Linked DNA regions of Homo sapiens: region 2 is linked to region 1. Evidence: chromatin contacts called from ENCODE Hi-C or POLR2A ChIA-PET data. All regions are on one chromosome and are shown on one strand. The core of a region is the stretch at or near the end of the contact, and the rest is flanking DNA. Distances in the headings are between cores, read along the strand shown. Region 1 overlaps TMPRSS3 (transmembrane serine protease 3). Region 2 holds the start of SLC37A1 (solute carrier family 37 member 1).

What was found. A loop is a pair of places that touch in the nucleus more often than their neighbours do. ChIA-PET counts read pairs that join two places held with the same protein, here RNA polymerase II (POLR2A). Pooled maps may share reads with other maps.
Region 2: a loop to region 1 is called in a map of PC-9, with 2.6 times the contacts of the local background. The contact joins the promoter of SLC37A1 here to the enhancer-like site in region 1. A Hi-C loop is called at or near these places in 1 of 168 maps with a recorded cell type or tissue (PC-9), 2 of 37 single-sample maps with no recorded cell type and 8 of 50 pooled maps. POLR2A ChIA-PET finds 5 or more read pairs at or near these places in 3 of 52 experiments (activated CD4-positive, alpha-beta T cell, activated T-cell and activated naive CD4-positive, alpha-beta T cell).

The regions. Positions count from the first base shown.
Region 1 is chr21:42,383,886-42,388,329 of GRCh38, reverse strand. TMPRSS3 (transmembrane serine protease 3) reads left to right here. Exons shown (of 13, transcript NM_001256317.3): 6 at 2,796-2,921; 7 at 4,317-4,360. Among named protein-coding and RNA genes, the nearest start is that of TMPRSS3, 9.9 kb to the left of the region's middle. Within about 2 kb of position 3,194, at least 3 of the 41 ENCODE cell types and tissues checked have a DNase peak (open chromatin) inside an H3K27ac peak, as active enhancers do.
Region 2 is chr21:42,510,636-42,517,382 of GRCh38, reverse strand. SLC37A1 (solute carrier family 37 member 1) reads right to left here and starts at 3,531. Exons shown (of 20, transcript NM_001320537.2): 1 at 2,666-3,531. RefSeq lists enhancers at 2,611-2,840, 3,682-4,404, 4,405-5,127 and silencers at 3,001-3,100, 3,111-3,190, 3,411-3,770.

The DNA.
Region 1 (4,444 bases), core at 1,945-4,444:
TAGTTGGGCACTATTGGGTGCTTTAACGCTCTCAGATTACATCCTCACATCCACCTTAGGATGCCCGATATCATCCTCACTTCACAGGCAAGCAAACCAAGGCCAGACAGGCTAAGTGACTTGCTCAAGGCACATGGGAAGTGGCATGTTTGGGGGTTCCCAGGGCCAGGCCAGGATCGGAGATACGAACATGCAATAAAAAGTTTCAAAGTAGAAAACAAAAACAAAACCAAAAAACCCTCCAGCTCCTCAGCTTGCAGCTCCTAGAGTAGCTTCCTGGACACTTTCCTGCTTGGTCCTGGCGGTCACATCAATGTCCATGCACGCTTCCCCAAGAACCCCACAGAACCAATTGTTGAAAGTCAGAAATTTAGTGAAGACACAATCATCCAAAACACTTGTTTAGCAACATGTAGAACAAAGAACTATAACAGTTGACTATTCACTTTTTAGTGTTTGTGTTGCCTACATGATTTTTTGCATTGGAGTGACACAGTTTTGGCCTAGGCATGGGCCTCCTTCTCTCCCCTGGCCCCTTCCTTCTGACTTCCTGCGGCCGCTGTACTTCCACGGGTTCCCCTAGCAGCCTCCTTACTCCCCTTTGCTCTCAAGTCTCAGCACTCAAAGCAGGCAGGCTGCATTCTGCTTTGCACTCAAGTAGATGGGGTCGTTAAAGCCACACTGCCCTGAGTCCTCCACAGAGTCTCAGTTTTCAAATTCCATGAATCATATTCTCGGCTGTCTTTCCCCAAAGCTGGTGGAAGCCAAAATGCCCTCCAGCCTCCAGCCCTGAGGTCTGCCTCCCTCTCCCTCCACACCAACTGAGATTCAGAAATGAGCTGCAATTCAAGTTCAATGAGAAGAGCAAAAATCATCCACACTAACGTCTTCAGGAATGATGTATTACTCCTTAGAGACAAGGAGGAAGAGGTACACACACACACACACACACACACACTGCACACAGCTGAGAGCTTCCCCATTGGGCATTTCTCTTCCCCGCTGAGCCTCTTCCTCTGACTCATTGGGTGGGGGGTGTTGGGGGGCCTCCTTTTCTCTTCTCTCTGCCCTCCTCCTCTGTCCTGGAGGACCACCGCTCTGTCTGAGCAAACCCCAAGGCCTCTCTGCTCTGTTATGCAGAAAAACTCAGCTCAATCCCTCTCCTTCCCCACCCAGCAGACCCAAGTCAGGAGCCCCAGCTGTCCCAGGCATCAGGTAGAGGCCACTCATGGTGGGGGTAGCCTTCCCGTCTCTCTTCCACCCCAGCCCGTTTGGTAAAATATTCCTTCTCATCCTTAATATGCTCCCTCTACAAGGAAATCCAGGGAATGCGATGTCCCCCATCTCTCACCCCAATATTGCCTACTTTCTTCTCTATAGGCTTGTTCTTTTGTTCTCTATCCATTGCTTCAGTTTCTAAGATTTATTTCTGCATTTTGTTCTATTTTCTTAAATTCTCCTTAAAATCCTTCTTTAATCTTCTCTGCTCTACTACATCCTATGTCAGAGATCTGTGATTCAAAAATAAATAAATAAATAAATAAATAAATAACCAAAGGACGGTCAAGCTAGATTGCTTGGGTTCAAATCCCAGTGTAGACTCAGGCAAGTTCCACACACAGTTCATGCCTCAGTTTCCTTTCTTAGAAAAGAGGGATGATAATAGCACGTACTTGGAGGGGAACTGAAGTTCCGCTGACGCTGTGAGTGTGGAAGGGCTTGGTGGGCAAGAGCACACTGGGCGAGTGTGTGGTTGTGGCTGTCATTGTTACCATTTTGAGACTTGGACAGTTCATGGGGCTCCAGTTGCAGCACTGGGGTCCCCTTGCCTGGCACAAGCCCCGCCACCTGCACTGGGGCCAAGCCATCCCAGCAACCATCGGCTCTTTCATGCCAGTGCCAGCGGAATCCGTGCATTGAGCAATCCCTGGAAGGGCTGCGAAGGTCGTGCCCGCCGCCTTGATTACATTTTCCTCAAAACTCAAAGTTGACTGAACTTTGTATTCTACATACACACCCCCATAGCATTTACAGTAAGCTGAAGAAATCCTGTTGATAAGCTGGTGTGTTCACTATGAAAACAAGCCTACTGTACTGTGTTTTGTTCATTTCACAAGGGAAGGAGAACATGGCTGTTTATTCACCATCTTCCATCTTGTGACTCTCCAAACATGTGATTCTTCTTTAAAAAGTTGCATCACTTTCACCACTGTTCTCCAGAAGACCTGTGTCCTGGCACTGTAAAAATGAGCTGGGCTCTGGTGTTCGTGGAATCGCTTTCTTGTTTGTGTTCATCTCTTTCCAGTGGGGCTCTGCGCTGGTCCTGGGCAGGTGAGGGATGTCTCTCCTGTTCCTCCAACTCACTGTTCTTGGAGAACTTGGTGTCCCTGCTTGGGTGCCCCCCGACAATACTGCACCTAGTTTTGTGCTCACCTCCCCTCTGGACTTGCTTCAGGCCAAGCAAAAGGCATTTCACTGGAATGCGCAAAGAGTGACTCAACCAAGGACATAGGAGATGGTCACTCACTGTGTGGCTGCAGCCCAGGGTGGGTGGACGGGGCTGTCAGGTACAGGCCAGAAGCGGGGGTCATCCCAGAACACAGCAGGCCTGGACTGAATGCCTTGCCAGGGTGAGTGAACTTCATTCTCTTGGCAAAGGAAGCCTTTGATGGGTTTGGGGGGACAAAATGACATCCCCCATGTACAATCCCTGTAATATTGTGACTCGCACATCGGTTGAATGCTTCAAAGTGTAAAGTTACCACGTCGGGTCTGTCTTTCCAATGTGCTTGCAGCTATGTGAGTTCAGATAACCTCAGAGTGAGCTCGCTGGAGGGGCAGTTCCGGGAGGAGTTTGTGTCCATCGATCACCTCTTGCCAGATGACAAGGTGACTGCATTACACCACTCAGTATATGTGAGGTAGGTGGTCAGGCGATGCTGTTGTCTGCACAGGTATCGAGTCACCTGCTGGATTTGTGATGCTATGCACAACTCCACAAGGACTTAAGAGGCATGCATGTGTTATCTCAGATGGAAGGTGGGAGTTGGCCACCTTGATGAGACTGGTGGATGCGCCAGGCTGGGGGTGTGAGAACCTGAGGGAGTATGGCCCAATAAAGAAAGGGAAGGAAATAGAGTAGAAGGGTAACAATGCTGTGAGTGTGACCAATGTACTGTCATGTGACAGGCACTCTGGGTGTGTCTGGGGAATGAAAGCAGGCAAGCAAGAAGGGGGGTGGGGAGGAAAAGAGGAAGGGAGGGAGGGAGGGAGGAAGGAAGGGAGGGAGGGAGGAAGAGAGGGAGGGTAAAAGGAAGAAAAACAGAAATTAAGATAGAAATTTATCCTTCTTTGTTTACGAAGTATTTTAGCATTCATTATTTATTTTACATGTTTTCCCCAACAACTCATGGGGAAGGTAAAACCAGGTGTTCTTAAATAACCACCAGGTAACTGAAACTTACAGGGACCACATGCCTTGCCCCAGGTTAGACGGTGTGTAGCAGATACAGCCAAGAGTTCTGAATCCAATTCCATATTCTCTCCCTGACATCTAGGCCCAAACCCTAAGATGTGCATTTTCTGCTCTGGGAACAGTAGGCTTGTTGGTCTGTCCGTCGGGGATGAATAAGCACCCCGGGACCCACCTGCAGTCTGGAGGGACAGCTCATGTGTTGGGTGCTAAATCCACAGTCTGGTGACACTAGCTTTCTCTTGCATGATGAGCTGGGGCTCAAAAGGCAGAAAACATTACAAAGATTTTGGGATCCCTTTCCCTTCACTATGAGAAAAGCACACACCCTGGTCTCCACCTGTGTGTGGGGGTGGGGGTAGGAGTGTCAATTTTGGGGCAATCACACTTTATTGCTCTGGGGAAGGAGTCCTCTGCCAGATGTGTGAACCCAGGCTACAAGGAGTCCTAGAGAGCTTGCCACGCTGTCCCTTGGGCACTCTTGTGTCCCTAGGGGCCAGGAGGTGGAGAACATTGGGCTGAATCGCCATGCAATGACAGCGTGACATGTTGATAGAATATATCTCCTTACACATCCTTTATCACTAGCTATCTAAAGCTTAGAAATACAGAACGGCCTGTTGTGTACACAATACTTCACTGTTAGTTGAGTGTTTTACAATGAATTGTGTGACCTCATCCTCATGGTTTTTTTTTTTTTTGAACATAGACTAAAATTGTAATCTATATTCAAAGAGGGGGAAATAGAATTTATTTTTCTGTTACCCTAAGATTGAGTTTTTAAGAGTGTTCCTTTCACAGATCTGGGGCATTTTTCACAGAGCCTACTTTTTCTCCGCTTTAGGGAGGGATGTGCCTCTGGCCACGTGGTTACCTTGCAGTGCACAGGTAAGAGTTCCAGAAAGGCAGGGGTCCAGGGGGAGCAAGCACATGCTAAGTCCTATCTCCTTGCCCTCAGAGTCCTCTCCCCCC
Region 2 (6,747 bases), core at 2,282-4,781, 130 kb before region 1:
AGAACTACACCTTTCTCCTAGGTCCTACAGGGCCTGAATAGGTGGGATTCACCCCACTCCAATACCTCCTCCTTCCAAGGCTGACCCTGGGCTGTGTAAGCCGAGGCAAGTCACTTAACCTTTCTGCTCCCTCTCCTTCAAGGCTAAACAATGGGGATGATAGCATCCATGTTGTTATAAACATGCAATGAGATAACCTATGGGAAGCACTTGATAAGTGGCCTGGTACGTAGTAAATGCGCAACAAACACTAGCTGATATTATCCTCATTGTAAATTCAAAAGAGGAAGGCCCGGGACTGCAGGGCAAGGTCCTACTTCCATCTCCTTGTCCAGAACCTAGCACAGACCACGTGCTCAAGAAACTCACGTTGAATGAACAGCCACAAATACTTCAAAACCACGTCTGCTCAAACCTCTAGATTTAAGCAATATTTTGCTCAAAATGGGTGGGCTCCAGAATGGGTCTGGATCTACTCTGGGAAATGACTTTGTGATGACAACTTCAGAGTAAAGAATTTGGTTCAACAGTGTCTGGAAACGGATGGTCAGAAGCAAACGTCTTCCTCTCAAGTGCTGCTTCTCCATGTCCAGCGTGTCTGGAAACATTCCATTGCCATCTACTAAATAAATCAAAAACCTCCAACTCTGATAAAACCTGTGACAACAACATCAAAGGCCCAGAAGGCACTGACAAATCAAGAAGGGAAAAAAAACCTCTTTGATTTCTTTTTAAAACAATGATGGATTCTTTTCCCTGTAAAATGGGTGAAAGAAAAGTGCTATAAATTCTCATAGTGAGTGCAGTTAAGATGTGCAAAGACAGTGATTTTACATTTGGGATGTTAAGAGCTCAACTAATGAGGCCCTTCCTCCCTAGCCTGTGCAGCACCACTAAAGACCACTTCATTTTGAGTGGGTCAAGACCTCTGGAAGCACGAACCATGACTGACATGCTCTCATTTGAGCCCCGTGACCACCCTGAAGAGGCAGGGCGTTCTTTTCACAAGGGAGAAAAATGAGGCTAGGCGGCTCGCCTGGGTCAGCTGGATAAGTGGGGCAGATTCCAGTTTGTCCTGTTTCTCTGAGCCACCTCCTCCCTCCAGCCACTCTTCTTCCTGCCCATCCCCTGCAGAGAAAGGGCAGCAGAATGGGAGCAAATCACTTGGTTTAAACCCAGTTTTTGGCACACTGCCCAAGTACATAAAAAGAAGAGATACTTTTTTAAAAAGTCACTCTCTACAGGCCCCCCTGGAACTTACCATTCCAGGGAGGAAAAGCGGCAGAATGTCCAGTTTCATTGCACTGTCAAACACAGCAACTTAGGCCAGGCATGGTGGCTCATGCCTGCAATCCCAGCACTTTGGGAGGCAGAGGCAGGCAGATCACTTGAGGCCAGGAGTTCGAGACCAGCATGGCCAATATGGCAAAATCCCATCTCTACCAAAAATACACAAAAGAGCTGGGCGTGGTGGTGCACACCTGTAATTCCAGCTACTCGGGTGGCTGAGGCATGAAAATCACTTGAACCTGGGAAGCGGAGGTTGCAGTGAGCTGAGATTGCACCACTACACTCCAGCCTGGGCGACAGAGCGAGACCCTGTCTTAAAAAAATATAAAAAGATAGTAACTTAGGAAACAGCCCATTAGAGCATCTTTATTACAACCTGTAAAACCTGCACATGTACCCCTGAAACTAAAAGTTAAAAAAACAAACAGACTCTGAAAGACACATGGTTTTATACCTATTTCTTCAAAAAACCCACCCTAGGCAACTGTAAAACAGAATAAGCTGAGGAAAGAAACATTCACAAGCTCCACTCCCAGACCCACCCACATGTGATCTGCGCTGCCTAGAAGGTTCCAAGTAATCTGCAGAGACTCAAATAATGGGGATAGGAAGTGAGCAATAGCAGGAGTAAGGTTCCTCAGTCTTTTTAGGGCTGAGGTGGCATTACACATAATCAAAGCGGCCCCACAGATATTTTAAATAATCTACTTTATGACATTTTTTTTTAACTGGGTCTCACTTTACAGGCAAAGATGGGTGAGAAATGCAATTCTCCTCCAAAAGTTTTCATGCATTTTTTCTTTTCTTTTTTTTAAATTACGAGATAGAATACAACTTCCTGTCCAGAGTGTGCTCTTTCTATGGCTTTTTGCTTTTAAAGGCGCTTTCCATATTAAAGATGAATGAAAATGGTCACTATCTCTTTCCCCTTGGCTGAAGTACAAGGAACCTGAATTCCATTTGCACCACCTCCCTTACCTGCCTCCAACCCCCAACAAAGAGAACATCACAGGTGGGCTGCATGAAACAGAACGTGTAAATGCAGGTCCAAAATGACTTGGTGAATCACAGGTCTGGGGCCAGGTGTTTTCAAGCTTGCTCTCAAAGGGGATTAATAAAAAAACAACGGGGGAAGTCTAAAATATTTATCCACTTACACAACTTCAGACGATTTAAGTTCAAGGGCCGGCAGGCAGGCAGGCAGGCACCTTCCAGGCAAAGAGCTAAGGGAGACCCGGAAAGGGCAGGCTTTAGCAATTCCTCCTTTGGAAATTCAAACCTGGGGCCGCGGGCTGGGGTGTTAGCGGGGAGTGGGGGTGGTAAGGGGCTTGGCCAGTATCCTTCGTTCAAATGCAAATCCTTAGACTGAACGTACCTTCTCGGTCACCAGGATTACGGCGTGGGCCGTAAGGGCTGGAAGGCTGGTGGCCAGCGGCGAGGGGACTTTCCGGCGCGTCAAGCCCTTTATTATAAACCCAGAAGGTCGCTGTCACTCGCATTGGCCAGGAGGCCCACGGGCTCCGGGAACCAGCTGCTCAGCCGACAAACAACGCAAAGGCCCAGGGTGCCGGCGCTCCGAGCCAGCGTTCTGTGCCGGCTCCTCCCTGGGCGGCTGGTCCCCGGAGGAGGTGAATTCCGCGGGCACGCCCACGTCCCCATCGCGGCAGACAATGCGCAGGGTCCCCTCCTGCCGGCTCTCTGGACCCTCAGCTGTCACCGCGGCCCGGGCCGGGGTGGGCAGGGGACCCGGCTGGACAGCTAAGCTCGCCCCTGCCGGGGACTCCGTGGAGCGGCTGCCGGCCCCGTGCCCGCTCCCTCTGCCTCCACTTCCCCGGAATCCCAGCGTTGCCCCGGTCCGGGAACGCCCGGCATTGTCGCCGAGGGCCACTCTTCTAGATGTCGTATTTCAAAGACTTCCCTCCGCGAAAATAGCTTGAGACCGTCCCCGGCTCTCGGAAAACATCCAAACCAGCCCCCACCTCCCCCCGAAAAAAAAGAAAAGGAAGGAGAGGAGCCGAGCTCCGAGTGCGCAGGGCCCCGCGCCCGGCTCCCTGAGGGCGCCGCAGGTGCTGAGCGGCTGCGGCGCCTGAGCGCCGGCTGCCCCGCAGGTGCGGGCGGGGGGGCGGGGGGTCCCCGCCTCCCGGTCCGGCCCCGGCCCCGCGCCTCACCTGCGCCGCCGAGGCCCGCGCTCCGCAGCCCAGCCCGGCCCGGCCGCCGCGGGCGCTTCCTGCTCGCGACTTCCTGGAGCGGCGCGCGGGAGGCCCCGCCGCCCTTTCACTTTCCCTGGCCCGCGGGGCGCCGGCGGAGCCGCGCGGCTCCTCCCCCTCCCCGGCCGCCGCGACCCCCGGCTCCGGCCCCGGCCCCGGCGTGCCCAGGGTCGCACCAGCCCCGGGGCCACCGGGCGGGGGCGCCCCCACGCCTTGCGGCACTGCCCGGCCTTTGCGGGCGAACCCGGGTCATGGCCCGCGCCTTCCCCGGCTCCGAGGGCGCACGGGCTTTCGCTGGCGCGCTCCCCACCGGCCTCCGGGCAGTCCCAGGCGGCCTCTGCACCCCTGGCGCTCTGTCCTCAAGGCAGGTCTTCCCCACAGGCGGCGAGGGTCACATGCCGCCGCGCCCCCACCCCCAAAGAGGGCCTTTGCTTGGCCTCCCGGCTTCTATTCCTATTGTGTCATGTCAAGGGGCACAATCATGAAGACTAGCACTCCATAGCGTGGAAATGCGGCACGCGGATTTGGCTATGTCGAACCAACTTGTAAGCCAACTTGTGTCCCACCTCGCAGGCACGTGACAGAGGCAGCTCCCTGTTAGGCTGCGGGAGCCCGCCGGGTTCTTACCCTTGCGGGCCAGTGCCCTGGCACACAGGCTCCCACGTCACCCCAGAAACAACTCTTCTCCTTAGGCAGCCCCAGGGAGGGGCCTGGCCAGTCCCCTAGAAGCTACTGCCGAACACCCACAGTGGACCCCCAGGATGGCTTCAGAGCAGAGGGGGCTCCCAGCCCACTCCTCGGGGAAGAGCAAAGTGAGGCAGAGCGGAAATTTTCCGGGGAAAAAGCCTGCCCCCGGATAAAACAATGTTTAAGGATAAAACCAACCCGAGGCCTGGCTGTAAATGTCCCAACAGGCCAGTGCCCCTCGCACCCTTCCCCAGGCACGTTGAGCTTCCCTCTGGAGAATGGAGAAGGCATTCTTCCCTGTGTTTGGCTCCCCTGCCCTGCTAGGCCTCGCAGTTTCCCCCTGGGGCCCTGCTTTGTTTCTAGAACACTCTGATGTCTGTGTCTCTCTTTGCTGAGCTGGGCTGCGTGAAATCCATCACTTTGTTAGGCATTTGAGAAGCCTTCTGCAGGCAGAAAGAAAACCTGCCCACTTCTTTGCCACGCAGGGTTCAGCCCCAGGAAGCCCGCCGGCCCCTCATTCCGCAAGCGGGATGGCCCAGGGCTCCAGTCTTCTCCTTTTGGCCAGGTTTTCTTCAGACCTTCTTTCTCTCCGCAGGCCCCCTGTGCCAGTGCTTTCTCCTCTCTTTTCTAGCTCTCCATTCCCGGTGATAGCCCAGTGTGGCTCCCACCCCTCTCTCCAATGGTCTCCCCAGCCCTGGCCCTTGCCATTGGTTCGGCTCGAGGCTACCCCTCTCTCACTGCACTTGTGCAACAGCGTTCTCACTTCCAAGTTCTACCTCCTGCAATCCACTCTTTAAGCTGCCTCAAGTTGCCCTCCTAAAGCAAAATCTGATCTTGTCATTCCTGATTTTCAAACCTTTCGGGCATCCCATCACCTACAGGTTTTACACTTGAAAGGCGATAATACAAGCTCAGGATATATAGGACACCTCGGCCTCATATGGAGACAGCTTCTTCCCACCCCCCCTCCCCCCCACCCAGTTGTACTGACGTATAACTGACAAATAAAAATTACATAATTTGTAGTATAGGATGTGATGTTTTGATATATGAATACATTGTAAAATTATTGCCACAGTCAAGCTAGTATATCCAATCACCTCACATTATTTTTTTTTTTTTGGTGGTGAGAATATTTAAGATCTATTCTTCTTGCAAATTTCAAGTATACAATGTATTATTACTAACTATACATTAGAGCTGTACATTAGCCCTCCAGAACTTACTCATCTTTCCTAAGTGAAACTTTGTACTCTTTGGCCAGCGACTCCCCATTTCTCCCACCTACTGCCCCTGGTAACCACCATTATTATATGCTCTGCTTCTCTGAGTTCAAGTTTTTCAGATTCCAAAAATAAGTGAGGTCATGCATATTTTTCTTTTTTGTTTGTTTGTTGGTTTGTTTTGAGACAGGGTCTTGTTCTGTTGCCCAGGTTGGAGGGCAGTGGCGTGAGTGCAATGGTCAAGGCTCACTGCAGCCTTGATTTCCCAGGCCCAAGTGATCCTCCCCCTCAGCCTCCTGAGTATCTGAGAATACAGGCCCATGCCACCATGCCCAGCTAATTTTTTAAATTTTGTAGACACAGGGTCTTGATATGTTGCCAAAGCTGGTCTTGAACTCCCAGGTTCAAGCAGTCTTCCTGCCTTAGCCTCCCAAAGTGCTGGGATTAGAGAAGTGAGCTACCATGCCTGGCCTATATTTGTTTTTCTGTACCTGGCTTATTTCACCTAGTGTAATGTACTCCGGGTTCATCCATGTTGTTGCAAATGACAGGAAATCCTTCTTTTTTAAGGCTAAATAGTATTCCATTGTGTAGATACAGCTATACACCACATTTTCTTTATAAACTTCCCTCTAGTACTGCTTTTGCTGCATCCCATACGTTTTGGTATGTTGTTTCCATTTTAATTTGTCTTAAGGAATTTTCTGATTTCCCTTTTGATATCTTCTTTGACCCCACTGGTTGTTCAGGTGTGTATTTAATTTCTGCATATTTGTGAATTTTCCAATTTTCCTCCTGTTACTGATTTCTAGTTCATGTTATTGTGGTCAGAAAAGATACTTGATATGATTTTAATCTTCTTAAATTTGTTAAAACTTGTTTTGTGGCCTAACATATGATCTATCCTAGAGAATGTTCTGTGTACATTTAAATGTGCATTCAGCTGCTGGGGGAAGGAGTGTTCTGTATGTCTGTTAGGTCCATTTGCTCTAGAATGTTATTCAGGTTCACTGTTTCCTTATTCATCTTCTGTCTGGATCATCTATTCATTGTTGAAAATGGGGTACTGAAGTACCCTGCTATTACTGTATTGCTATTTCTCTCTTGAGTTCCGTTAATATATATTTAGGTACTCTGATGTTGGGTGCATATACATTTATAATTGTTATATCCTCTTGATGAATTTATCTCTTTATCATGATATAGTGACTTTGTCTCTTATGAAGTTTTTGACTTAAAGTCTGTTTTGTCTGATATAAGTATCTTTTTTGCTCTCTATTTGGTAACCATTTGCATGGAATATCTTTTCCCATGCCTTTACTTTCAGCCTATGTGTATCC